Linked DNA regions of Homo sapiens: region 1 is linked to region 2. A link is a loop called in an ENCODE intact Hi-C map of the cell type or tissue named here. Cell type or tissue: endothelial cell of umbilical vein. All regions are shown on one strand. Links, peaks and the distances in the headings refer to the core of each region. The heading gives the core; the rest is flanking DNA.

Region 1 (5,000 bases), core at 1-5,000, 330 kb before region 2:
TCCTCAGAAGGGAAGAACTTGCCTAAGAACTGAAGGCAACCTATTGGCAAAGCTGATATTTGAATCCAGGCCTCCTAAATCCAAGATCGAGACTTTTTCCATATACTACATTTTACAAAAGAGATTCATCTGCAGCAGATTTTAACGTTAGCTAGGACTTAAGTACCTCAGCTAGGTCAAGGTCCATTCACTGGAGATTTCTGCAAATGAGTCCAAAAAAATGATGTTTTTTTAATTTCAAGTGTCCCACGGAGAAGTTTCATATTTATTCAGAGTCCTTGTCTTCCATTATTACACCTAGTTGAATGAAACTGTATAGTATGAAAGGAGGTAGGGAGAATCAAAACAGGAAAAAGATTTGGGTATCTCATAACTGCTGAAAATTAGCAAGACATGGAAGTCAAGAGATCTGGGTGCAGAAGCAGTTTCTACTTCTTCCTACCTGTGACCTTACCTCTTTAGGCCTGTTTTCCCACCTATAACATGAGGGATTGCATTATAATAATCTCAGCATTCTTCTCCAGCTCTAAATTTATGATGAGTCACCCAACAGTGCCATGCAGTGAAAATAGCCCTAAGGCCCTAAGATGTAATTTCAGAGAGTGACTGTGGTTCAAAGATGAAAAACTGAGTGTTAATTGCCCCTTCTCCTGTGCTCCCATGGTCCTAGGGCAGGGTGCTGCTGTAGTGCACATTCTGCTGTGCATGCTGAGAAGCTGGCTCCGGGTCTGCACCAGCAGAAAGGTCTGTGCTTATGGAGGGTGAGCACTGTGTCCTGTGCACTGCCACGTGACTGTTTTTGTAGGCCTTTCTTCCCATCAGACCATGACTACTTTGATGGCAGGGACCATGTCTTATTTATCCTTCTGCCTTAGTGCCTGCCGCTGAGTAGTCTGTAGATGTTTACAGAGTGAAGGAATCAATGAATAATGACTGAGTGAGAAAACTATACTTTTTCAGGGTCAATAAAGGAAATAGCACAAGAGAATCTCCCCTGATAAACTTGTCAAAGTGATCCCAGAATTAAACATTCAGGCTGGAGAGGTTATTAGTGACTTGCTTAAGGCCACATTGTTTAAAAGCAGCAAAGCTAGGACTCCTTTCCTCTCTCCTTTTCTTTCTTTTATTCAGTACCCCAAAAGGGTGTTTGGCTCCAGCATTGAACACAGGTGACTTTGAATAACAATTTATCGGAACAAGATGAATTTTGAAGCAGGTAGGAGGGTGGCTTTTGAGTCTGACAGATGTGGGTTCAAATCCTCTGGGGCCGCTGACTATCAGTGTGATCTATGGCAACTTAACCTCCCGGAAGCTCAGTTTCCTCGTGTGAAAAGTAGAAGTGATAACATCTCCACCATCTCCCTTGCAGGCTGCTTCTGTGGGGTCATTTGAAGGCTTATGGTTAACCCAGATAAGAGGTAGGATGGGAGTTTCTAACACAAGTCTCTTACTGTCCTGCACGATTTGTTGCTTCAGAGAAATGGGGTCTTCTCTATCTTTTTTGAAATTCCATTGTTGGCTTAGACAATGAGTAGCCTTCTGTGTATGTGATGTACATTCTCCCCCAGACCTACTGTTATGTATTTTCCAGCCTACTGAGGTAGTCCAGGCCCATTCACTATACACATCAGTGTGTGCTGGCTTGTGTTTTTACCCTTTCTGCAGCTACAGCCTGAACTAAGACTGGGTCCTTGCAGCTCTCCAACACATGATTGCTGCCTGCCAGAACCACAGACCTTTCTCGGGACTGGCACGAATTTCAGCCAACAGAGCCTGCACAGAAACACATGGAAAAGGCTTCCGGTGGAGCTTACTGTGAGTCACAGACAGCCATAGTTGCACTGGATAGAGAGCTGGCAGATGCCATCAGCATATGCCCTTAGAAACTTTGGTTGTTTTGTGGCCTGGAGAAGAGCCCAGAATTATGGAGCCTAAGAGGCAGCACCTCTGCTTTCTGAAGAGGAAGCCGTAGTGCCGTGGACTTCACCACGTGCACAGTGGCTGCATCCAGACCTGAATGCCCCTCTCATTACTCACCGGAAGTGAGCTTTGAACACTTCACACAGGAAGATGACTCGCTCCTCCAACAAGATGCAGAAAGTCTTTCCAAGCAAATGACTTGAAGTGTTTAAATATTCTGTTTCTTAGTCTGCTTTTTTTCTGTTAAATCCTTCAGCTTGAATGAGCACCTTTATCTGCAAATTGATCTGGTTGTAGCATCCCTTGACCATGTAGGTGGATTTTTAATTTGTACTTAAGGCCAGTTACAATATGCCATCTGCAACTCTGCTCCCTTTATGCTCCTGTAGCACTGCTATAGAGAGGAAGGGTTTGTCGTAGCAATGGGAAATAAAACAATGAGCATACAACTTTTACAATTGGAAATGAAGAAGCATAAAAAAAAATAACGGCTGATATTTGTTATCGGTCAGGCCTGAGTATGAGAATTATGGGTCTCTAACATGCCTGAATTAGCAAGAGGATGAAATTGCAAGAAGGCAGGCTGGAGAACAACCTCTTGACCCCACTCAGCATTTTGGAGCATGGCAGCTTAACAGATCCAACACAGAAAACAAGGGAATGGGTTAGTCTGGTGCTCATTCTCAAAGGTAGATGTGTCTGAAGTGAGAACTCTTGTTTGCATTCTCTGGAACCAAGTAGGGATCTGTCATCTTTTGGGAAGATCTGTCCTTCCTCAGCAGGTGTCCCATCAGCAAGGACAAAATCTGGAACCCAGATTCCAGGGAAAGAAACTAAGAAGAGCTAGGCATGGATCCAGGCCATTCAACAATAGGCTAGGGACAACAGCAGGCTCTGAGCTCAGGGAAGGGACGCTTGGGCAGAAACTAGTCTTACGGGATTGGGGAAGGTAGCACAGTATCACAGGGAGAGCATGTCTTTGGACTTGAAGAGACATAGATTATAATCCCAGTTTTGGTGCTTACTAGCTATGTGATTGCAGGTAGGTCAGTTTCCTTCATGGGACTCATCTGCAAAATAATTCTTACAGAGGCATCATAATACCCAAGATCATAGTCAAATAAACTTGGAATAGAAACTCTGGCCCATCATTTATGAACCATTAGTTCCTTAACTTTTGTCCTAACCTTCCTTAAGCCTCAGTTTTCCTATCTGTAAAAAGGAGATAAGATTACTTATCTTAGATCTAGTGTGAGGATTAATTGAAACATTGCAAGTACAATACTCAGCATAAGGCTCAGAACACAGAACACATTCCATAAATGGTGCTATGATTGGTCCTGGGATATTGGCTCCTGGTCTGGTTGGCAGTGAAGGCAAGGAAAACATGTGTGTGGGATATGCTGACAGTTTAGGGGATGTCCTAGAGTTTCCCATAGTTGTCCCAGTCAGTTTGATCTTGGTATTATGCACTAGGCTGTGTACTGTTTGGCCCCAGTTAAGATTCCAGGTCTGAGAACATTTTTGAAGCCCCTAGATGGATGGGCTGAGGTGATGAAAGAGGTAACTTTGATATGAACTATGCCTCAATAAGTGGGTTCTGCAAACTGGGGAAGGCAGGGCTGAAGCTGACAGCTTTATAGTTCAAAGAGTGTTTTCCCAAATATGATTTAATTTAATTTAACCCTTATAGCTTGCATCACCAAAATTGTCCCCAAATGAAGAAACAAAGATCCTGAGAGGTTCCCTAAGTGGGAGTCAGTGCTGGTACAGGGTCCTGAACTTGGCAAGACTGCAAAACCATGCTCCACCTGTGTCGCAGCAAGGCTGTGGTGTCTGTCCCAATGCAGTAGTCAGTGAGGATCTGCTCTCTGCTCAGTCCTGTGGAGGAGGCTCATAGTGTTGACCCTGTTCCTGCCCTATATATATGTGTATAGTATAATAATAATAATTCTGGGGATGTAATACAGTTACTATTTGTTGAGCACTAACTGCTTAACATATGCCATCTTATTTTTTTTCACAGAAAAACACCATAAATAGGATTTCTGATGTCCATTTTATAGATGAAGAAGGAAGGTTTAGCAAGGCCATTCAAGGATACACAGCTAGAGGACGAGATGGAATTGAAGTCCCTTTGTCAGCATCCTTTTCATTCTTGATGCCATTTCATTTCCCCTCCTGGTATGTTTTGTTATGCAGTTAGCTTAGGCCTAATTTTATATAACCAATTATAAACTGTGAAATAGGATTCTGGTATGAATTTCCTATTCTTCTCCCACTAAGCAACTGATGAATCCCTTCGTGGTCAGATGTGACGAATGGGATTGTTTCTGTTCTACTATGGTTTGAATTTCTACCTTGATAATTACACAAAAACACTATCAACAAAGGTGGACGCCAGGTAAACACTGCTCCCTCCTAAATGCTTCTATGGCTGAGATCCATTCTCTTGCTCTTTTTCTCCTTTCTTCAAGAACAGATGTTCATATTCTTTGCCAATTTTTCTACTGAGTTATAAGAACACATTATATATTAAGAAAATTAGTCCTATTTATTTGTCTTATAGGTTAGAAATATTTACCTGTTGGTCAATGGTCTATCATCTGAATATATAGTATTTTTGGGGGCCTCTGCATAATAGTTCTGTATTATTTTTTAGGAAAGCCTTCCCACTCCAAGAGAAAAAGTAAGTTATTTATATATCCACATCTTATGGGTCTTTGACTTTCTATTCTCTTCCACTGAATTGTCTATTTCCCAATTTCAGTTGTTACAATATTTATAGCTTTATAATTTGAGCTAATATCTGCCATTTTAAAGCTTTTTTTCTGGCTTCTGTTGCATTTTTATGTCTTTATTTCTTTCAGCTATTATACAAATGATACAACCTGCTATGGAAAAAAGAGAAATAACAGATAAGTATACAAAGAAAATACAAGAAAAACATGAACAGTAATAATCTTATCCAAATGTTACTGAGATATTTTTGGAGTACTTAATTTCAATCTTTTTCCTATATGCAAACACACACAACTTTTCTCTAACAAAAATCAGATCATACTGTACTAGCAAACACC
Region 2 (8,540 bases), core at 1,833-6,832:
GAATGATGGGGTTCCTGTGACGTGAGACTTTCAGTTTTCAGGACCAGTCAAACTAGGATGAGTTGGTCACCCTATGGGATGAAAGGCTGCTGAAACTACCAAAAGAGATAAAAAGTGAAAAAGCTTCTAGACTAATATGAGGTATTCTTATTACCTTTCCCCCTCTAAATTTGCAGATGAGAAAACTGAGGCTCAGAGAGGAAAAGTGACTTACCCAAGGTCACACATTTCATGAGTAGATGGAGCAGTAATTGGAAAACAGATCTTGGGATTCTCAAATCATTTCTCTTTTCCAATAAGGGAGGCTGCAGAGTTCAAGCCAAGGAGCACCTATTGAGCTCCTACTGCATGAGCAGTTAAGCTGTGGGTTAGCAAATACCCAGGAGAAATAGGAGGTGTCCAGGTAATGCTGTCAAGTAGAACTTTCCATGATGATGAAAATGTCCAATATCAATGCTGTCCAACACACTAGTCACTAGCCATATGCAGCTTCTGAGTACTGAAATGTGACTACAGTAACAGATAAACTGAAGTGTTCTATTTAATTTTAATTTAAATCATCATGCATGACAAGTCGCTACCACATTGCAAAGCACTGGTCAAATGGATATGATTAGTATTTCAGAAGCATTTTATTTCAGAGAACAGATTCTGTAGTGTGCACATTCTTGAAGAGGAAATGCTTTTTTTTGGAAGGGAAGATGGGGCAGAAAAGAAGTACCATTCATGGATGGCATACTGACATACTGAATAGCAGCACTGAAGTTAACATTGCTCCCTTACTCTTCCAACAAGCTTGTGCAATGGGCATCATCTTTCCTAGTTTATGAGTGAGGAAAGTGAAACCCACAGGAATTCAGTAAACTGCCCAAGGTCTTATTTGTAGAATGGGAATTTGAACCCGGGCCTGAATCTAAATCAGGTCCTCTATCCCATGCATTACCAACTTGAATGTACATATGAAACATCTGCAGATCTTGTTGAAGTTCTGATTCTAGAGGACTGTGACTGGTGATTCTTCCTTTATAACAAGCTCCCAGGTGATGCGAAGTCTGTGGCTCATGGGCCACACATTAGCCAGAAAAATTCTCTCTCTTTTAATAAACCAAAACTTCCTCCCTTCCTTAACAATCAAGAAACACCAGATACCTACAGAAAGGAGGATAAATTACAAGTTGTAAAGTAATGATTAAAGTTCTGAGAAAGAAAGTGTGCCCTTGTTGACTTGAAAGAGGGCACCTTCCCCATTGGGCAGTGGAGTGGCTCTTCACCAGGCGAGGTTCACCTGCCATCCAGTCACATCTCAGTTTCATCAGATAATGCAAAATCAGCCAGGAAAGGGTTTTTAATCCAAAGGGTGGGGTAGTCTAAAGAACATGTGCTTTGGAATGAGGCTGGTTTGGGGAAGAATCCCAGTTCTTCCCCTCTCCAGTGATATGACTGTGTATGAATCATCCATCCCTCTGAGCCTCCATTTTCACCCCGGGGAAAATGAGGATGAGCATTTGTAATTCATGGAGATGTATTAATAGTAAAGACCAAGAGAAATCCTATGTGTAAAGTGCTTGACAGAGCGCACACTTAATAAATGAGTGTCTCCTCTGCCCCTCTTTTTCCCTGGCCCTCTCGCTCGTTCCCACCCTTCCTGTTTTTCTCACCTCTTTTAGGAAATCTTCTCCAAGGGCAACTCTGAGTGGTGAAGACAGGATGGAGTCAGTTGACTCTAGACCTTGTCCCAGTCTACTACTTTCTACTATGACCTCCAGCAGGGCTGGGAGCTACACAGGCCAGGGACTTTGTTTTCTTCCCCGTCTTTCCTCAGGGCCCATCACAGAAATGCCTTTAGGCCCTCTTCACCACCTCACATCTGCATCTCAACTCCAGGTGGGAAACACAGAAAAGAGAAAGAGAGAGTGTGTGTGTATGCGAGAGCACTAGTCTCATCACTAAATTGTCGGTGCTGAAATCCAAATAACTTTAATTTTAAAAATTAATTATGTGATCTCTTTGACAGGCAGCAGAGTTCATATCAAGGGCCCATGTTTTAACTGAATATAATGAATTTTTTTTTTCACCTTGGAAGAGTCTTAGAGGCAAGATTAGAATGTTCATCTAAAAGGAGTGCAAATTTCTTCAACCATTCCCACGGAGGAAGGTGAGCTCAGACTCACTTTCATCTGTCCCTCTCCCCCATGTGCTTGGCCAGGGTAAGGGACCTCAGGAGGGCCCCCCCAGTCTCCCAGACAGCTGACTCTCCCTGTGTAAATAATTCTAATGCTCTCAGTTATTCACTACTCATCTGAGCCACCTATTGAACTATAAGCTTCAGAATTAGCTTTGTACAACCCACACCCAGCACAGGGTCTGGCATTTATATGTGTTCATAAATGCAACAAATAAACATTTATTAAAATGCATTGATTTGTTCAGTTTTGTTTATACCTCTGTGGTGGATTGCAATATTGATTCCAATTCTACAACCCACCCACTGCCATCTTTTCCACAGCTAAGCCCCCTCCACGCTTCTACCATCCACACACATGCACTTTCTGATGCTGTAGGTTTCGGGTGAGACCAGAAGAACCTCAATTATTAAAAAAAGAGCTTTAAAAATGCCCCATTTTTTTTTTCTCTTTTAGCTTCCCCCCAAATACCCCACCCTCCTTTTTTTTTTCTAAATTTGAGACAAGGTCTCACTCTGTTGCCTAGGCTGGAGTGCAGTGGCACAATTTCAGATCACTGTAACCTCCACCTCCCAGGCTCCAATGATCCTGAGTCAAGCAATCCTCCCACCTCAGCCTCCCAAGTAGCTGGAGCTACAGGTGCACACCACGGCACCCGGCTAATTTTTGTATTTTTTTTTTTTTTTTGTAGAGATGGAGTCTCACTACATTACCCAGGCTGGTCTCGAACTCCTGAACTTGAGCTATCCTCCTGCCTTGGGCTCCCAAGGCGCTAGGATTACAGGTGTGAGCCACTGTGCCCAGTAGTTTTCACCTTTAAATTTTAAAGGTTACTTTTGCAGGCCTCAGGCATGACGGACAATGAGCAGGTGAAAAACCAATAGAAAAGTGTTCAAAAACTCCTGTGTTAACTAACAGGCTTCTGAATGTATCACTGTGGTCCACAGAGAAGGCTAGAGAAAGTAGCAAGAAGATGCTATGTCAACTACTACAGCCTTAAAACAAAGGTGGTGTCTATGTAGCTGAAATTTTTCCTATGTAGCTTGTGTTATTTTTGTTTAATCAAGCAAATAAGAGGGTTTTTCCATGGCAAACAAACAAACTCCAATGCATACCTTCTTTTCTTCTTTTTAACAATGAATAAAAAAAGGAAAGAAGGTACAGTTCTAAATTGACCCAATTTATTTTTCTTTTCTAAATGAGATTAAGATAAAAGTTGGAGAGAGGCCACTCAGATATGCTCAGAAATGATAGCTCAGCTTCTAACGGTTACTCAGCTTACATCTGATTAAGGTTTTCTGTAAAACGAAATTGTTCCTCATACCAGGCCGACTGGACCTGGACAGCTCTAGTCTGGGTCCTGGCCTCACAGTGCTGGGTCTCTCCGGGGCCCAGGCTAGGGACTGGAGATCCTGAGCTCCTGTCATTTCCCTCCCCTCCTTCCTTCCTTCCTTCCTTCTCCCCTGGCAAAGACTGTATCCTGTTGCTCTGAGCAAGGCCCAAGAGAAAGGCCAGCAACAGGTTATTGTGCTGGGAAGGAAGACAAATGAGTCCCTTTTCTGTGGGGCTCCTGGCATCCTGTTGGAGGAAGGAAAGGACAATGCTTTGAGGGAACTGGCTTTGCCGACCCCCTCCTGGCAGGCTCTCCCCTCTCCTTTCCGGTGTACCGTTTGTCAGCCCCAAAGCCTCCACTTCCTGAGTAATCACTAGATGCACGTGTGAGGTATGTGGTTCCCCCCCATGCCCAAGGCAGATTCCTGGCCCCACTTCAGGAAGTGCAGCTCAAAGAGCCCTGGACCAGGACCCTGAAACAAGGGAGAGTCTTGGCTCCTCTCTCTCTACCAGGGTAGCTATTGCCAGATCATTTCACATCTTAGGGCCTCTGTTATGGCAATTGTGTAAGTGCCTTCTGCACACTTGAAACTGCCCCCTGCATCAGGGATTCCCACACCTGCCTGTGCATCTGAGTCACCTGGGGAGCTCTGTTGCCCTACACTCTTCATATGCCCTGCCTGGACTCCAGGCAAAACAAGCAGACACTCCATCCCCAGAAATGTTCTGTGGTAATTCCAGTTCCCCTGAAATTAAAAACAAAAAACAAACAAACAAAAAAACTACCCTTCGTATCCTCTTACCTAGCTCTTTCCTATCCCCCTTCAATAAAGTGGTGGATTGATAGGTACACAGATACAAGAAGCAGTAAGGAGTAGTGGCTAGGAGAGTGAATTTCAGAGACAGACTTCCAGCAATCAAAGCCCAGATCCACCACTAGATATGTAAGCTTGGGTAGAACTTCGAACCGTTAGGTGCTTGCTTTTACTTATCTGTAAAATGGTAATAATAATAATATTACTTTCTAGGACTGTTGTAGGTTTAGGCTAATATGTTCAAAGCCTTTAATATAGAATTTAGCTGATCGAGGATACTATATAATGGTTAACTATTATTATTATTATCCCAGAGGTTCATTGAACATACAATGAATTTTTTTTTTCTGGACCTAATATCAAGCCAAGCACTGGCGACTTAGGAATGAATATGACACATTTCCTGCCCTCAAGAAGTTTTCAAGTCAGTAGGGAAGTCAGACTTATGAAGAACCAATTCTAACAAAATATTGTTACAGGATGGATCTCCCTAGGAAGCAGGCTCAGAAGGTGTTTAGCACTCAGGATGTTCTCAGGGAATGCCTTGAGATGAACACTTGTGGAAGAGGGAAAGGCCACAATCAGGACTGGCAGAGCGAGAAGGCAAAGCATGATGCAGGCTCTAAAACTATCTTGGCCAACCCCACCAACAGCTCTGGAACTAAAATGACCCTTCAGAGTTGTCAAAAGTGAAGCCAAGAAAGCCAGAGCTCTTTATACTCCTGTATCAATCAGTCACTGGATGTAGGTTGCTACAGGAAGGAGTGTGACTTGGGATCAGCCATCTCTTCCCTAAAGGTTGACAGTACCTCAGGAACTAGAGTAACAAGTTCTTGATTGAAAAGGGATCTGGAGCCAGATGCAGTGGCTCACGTTTGTAATCTTAGCACTTTGGGAGGCTGAGTTGAGCGGATTGCCTAAGCCCAGGAGTTCGAGACCAGCCTTGCCAACACGGTGAAACCCTGTCCTATCAAAAATTACAAAAATTATCTGGGCATGGTGGCACTTGCCTGTAATTCCAGCTACCTGGGAGGCTGAGGCAGGAGAATCACTTGAAACCAGGAGGTAGAAGTTGCAGTGAGCCAAGATCGCACCGCTGCACTCTAGCCTGGGTGACAGAGTGAGACCCTGTCTCAAAAAAAAAAAAAAAAAAAAGAAAGAGAGAGAGAGGAAGGAAGGAAGGAAAGAAGGAAGGAAGGAGATATGGGAGATGCATCCCAGTGTCCACCTCAAATCTATAAGGTCAATTTTGATGAAACAACAAAAAGTACAGAGAAGAAGATGAGTAGCTAATAATATATATTTAAAACCCTGATATTTCTATGGCATTTTATATTTTTCAAAGCATTCTCTTAGACAAAAGCTTACTCATGACTTCCAGTCTAGGGTCTTGAGGTAGGTTGGGAAGCCATATGTTGTAAAGGAGAAAGCTTTGGATTTGGAGCAGAGAGGACACCGTGAATTGCAGCTCTGCCGCTGTCTAGCAAGGAGTCTTATGCATGCCTCTCATGTTTTCTAGGTCTACTCTGTGAAAAGGAAATGATCATACATAATTCATGCATTTGCTGTACGGATTTAATTAAATGATAGACAAAAAGTAGAGTGGCACAAGTCAAACTCAAAAAATAGTAACAACAAAATCAATTTCAAAATAAGCAACAGCAATAAATGTTACCTACTATTTTACGAATGAAAATACTGAGACCAATAAAGGTAAGATACTTTCTTAAGAACTCACAGTCAAATGTAGGTACATCCAAGACTGTAACTCACATACTGAGATCAGTTTCATGTGACCTCATAGCTTGTCATCTTACCTATAGAACCCACAGAAGTTGATGAACCTCTGAGGGATTGATTCAGGTGTTTTGTATGTGATTAACATTGGAAGGAATCTTAGAGATCATCTTGTCGCCTTCAGAAATCCGGAGCTTCATGCGGCCCAGTCTTTGCATTGACTAGAATATAAAGAAGCATAACCCAGTAGTAATTAGAAACAAATTCTCATTTTCTCTTATGTCCTTTGAAAACTTTAAGAAAGATCAATTCCCAAAAAACATGTCTCAAGAAATCTTTCCTTCCTTACTAATTTATTGAATTTGACTGTTGTTGCAGGACCACATCCTCAGCAAACACACTGGCACTCTTTCTCAAACTTCAGCCTTCAAGGTGCTATTTTCTTTCCTATATCTCCTCTCAATTCTTTATAATGTAGATGAACTGAGTTTCTGTCTTCTGCCTTGTATGGACTACCTCTCCTGCTTTTCTCTACGCATATTTCACATAAAGCACCACAAAAATCAAGGACTCATATTAGCAAAGATAGAAATCTCCATAGATGGACTGGGTTCATGAGAGAGGAGGAAGGAGAATGGGGCAGAAATGGTACTCAAAATTATTAACAATGGATATAGTAAAGTGTATTAGTCCATTTTCACACTGCTGATAAAGACACACCTGAGACTGGGAAGAAAAAGAGGTTTAATTGGACTTACAGTTGCACATGGCTGGGAAGGCCTCGGAGTCATGGCGAGAGGCAAAAGGCACTTCTTACATGGTGGCAGCAAGAGAAAATGAGGAAGAAGCAAAAGCTGAAACCCGATCATATCTCGTGAGACTTATTCACTATCACGAGAATAGCATGAGAAAGACCAGCCCCCGATGGTTCAATTACCTCCACCTGCATCCCTCCCACAACACATAGGAATTCTGGGATATACAATTCAAGTTGAGATTTCGGTGGGGACACAGCCAAACCATATCATAATGATACCTATGAATCAGAATAGATTAGCCAAGGAATTGGATTAGGGTCCTCAAGGCCCTCTAATGTCCAATGACTTAACCACTGGGCTGCTGACTCACAGGGGGGTATGGAAAATCCTGGAGTAGAGTCTGGAATGGCTGAGGTAACAGAGAATATTCAAGGGACTCAGGGCAACAGAAATCTATCAATTGGTATAAAAATATTTCAATTTTTACTATTTTAACAACTGGTGCAGCCTTACAGGTACATTGCAAACTCTCTCCAAAGCCTGAGCTCTTACCACCACCCCACATTCCCCAAAATGCATGCAAAGAGTCTGACTAGGGAAAACCGTAGTACGTTTCCTCTCTTCTCTCTCTCGTAGGCATTATAGTATACATAGCCTTGGAATCAGAAGACCAAGAACATACAAGAGAACATAGCCTTGGAATCAGAAGACCAAGAAACAATTTAACTCTGCCCCTCTAGAGCTCTGAGAACTTGGGCAAGCCTTTTACCCTCTGTGAGTTTCAGTTTCCTCATTTATTTAATTGAAATAATAATACAGATCACCTGAAATGTAATGAAAATTAAACATCCTTATGTAGGTGAAACCAACTGGCAGCATGCCTGGAATATAGTGAGTGCTCATTCGGTCTCTTGTATTTTCTTTCTATACCCTACTTCTGTTCCCTTGGATTCATATACCTGAATTGGAAACACCCAAAGTCAAAAAGAATAAGAAAAATCTTTAGAAATGTAGCATATTACCAAGATCTGCAAATTTCTGCCCAGAGCAGATGGTTCTAATAAAGAAAGTCGGATCTTATGTTGAGTTCTTTTCTGTCCAAGAATAGAAGACCTTCCCTCTTCTCCAGTAGTGAAGAATAGGATTCATCAGCCTTGGGGGCAAAGTTAAAAACTTGCTCTAGAAAGTGGCCTGGATAGTCAGAAACTGCTTAGACTCACTCCATCTGTTCTATACACATACACACACCTTTGTTTGTCAGTAAAATATTCAATGAGACTTGATAGTCCAATCCTTTGAAACCAGAATAATATTTGAAATTTTGATGATTTTATCTAACTGCTAATATCACTTGCAGGTCATCAGTGTTTTACATCCAACAAACTAATGGTCATTTGCTGCTTTATAAAGAGCCGATATAATTTTGTCTTCCTTGTTATTAAAGGATCAAGCAAGGGTGTTTCTGTACCAGTTCAACTTTCCTTATTTGCTTATTAGTCAGTAATATTCAAGAAAATCCTAGTTTTAAAAAATGTCATTACATGTTAAACTGTGGAAAGAGTCACCATCATTTGAATAAATCTTGAGTAAGCCCACTGTATTAGTCCATTTTCATGCTGCTGATAAAGACATACCTGAGACTGGGAAGAAAAATAGGTTTAATTGGACTTACAGTTCCACATAGCTGGGGAGGCCTCAGAATCACGGCAGAAGGT

Evidence for each region. Hi-C counts contacts between places; a loop is a spot of excess contacts. Peaks named below come from ENCODE experiments on the same cell type or tissue, not always from the same donor. Only the 100,000 strongest peaks of a DNase experiment are listed, where the experiment ranks them.
Region 1: it touches region 2 in a loop (7-fold over the local background); 5 of 110 quality-filtered maps call a loop at or near these places.

The regions. Positions count from the first base shown.
Region 1 is chr1:58,753,697-58,758,696 of GRCh38, forward strand. It overlaps LOC112268263 (a long non-coding RNA gene), which reads left to right. Exons shown (of 9, transcript XR_007066129.1): 7 at 3,947-4,104; 8 at 4,583-4,609; 9 at 4,791-5,000. Among named protein-coding and RNA genes, the nearest start is that of JUN, 28 kb to the right of the region's middle. RefSeq lists an enhancer at 1,306-2,505. In endothelial cell of umbilical vein, for the core only: no CTCF peak of the experiment used is centred there; a DNase peak (open chromatin) is centred at 1,945; H3K27ac peaks cover 3,451 bases.
Region 2 is chr1:59,080,554-59,089,093 of GRCh38, forward strand. LINC01358 (long intergenic non-protein coding RNA 1358) reads left to right here. Exons shown (of 3, transcript NR_110626.2): 3 at 7,462-7,694. Among named protein-coding and RNA genes, the nearest start is that of HSD52, 62 kb to the right of the region's middle. In endothelial cell of umbilical vein, for the core only: no CTCF peak of the experiment used is centred there; a DNase peak (open chromatin) is centred at 3,918; H3K27ac peaks cover 2,299 bases.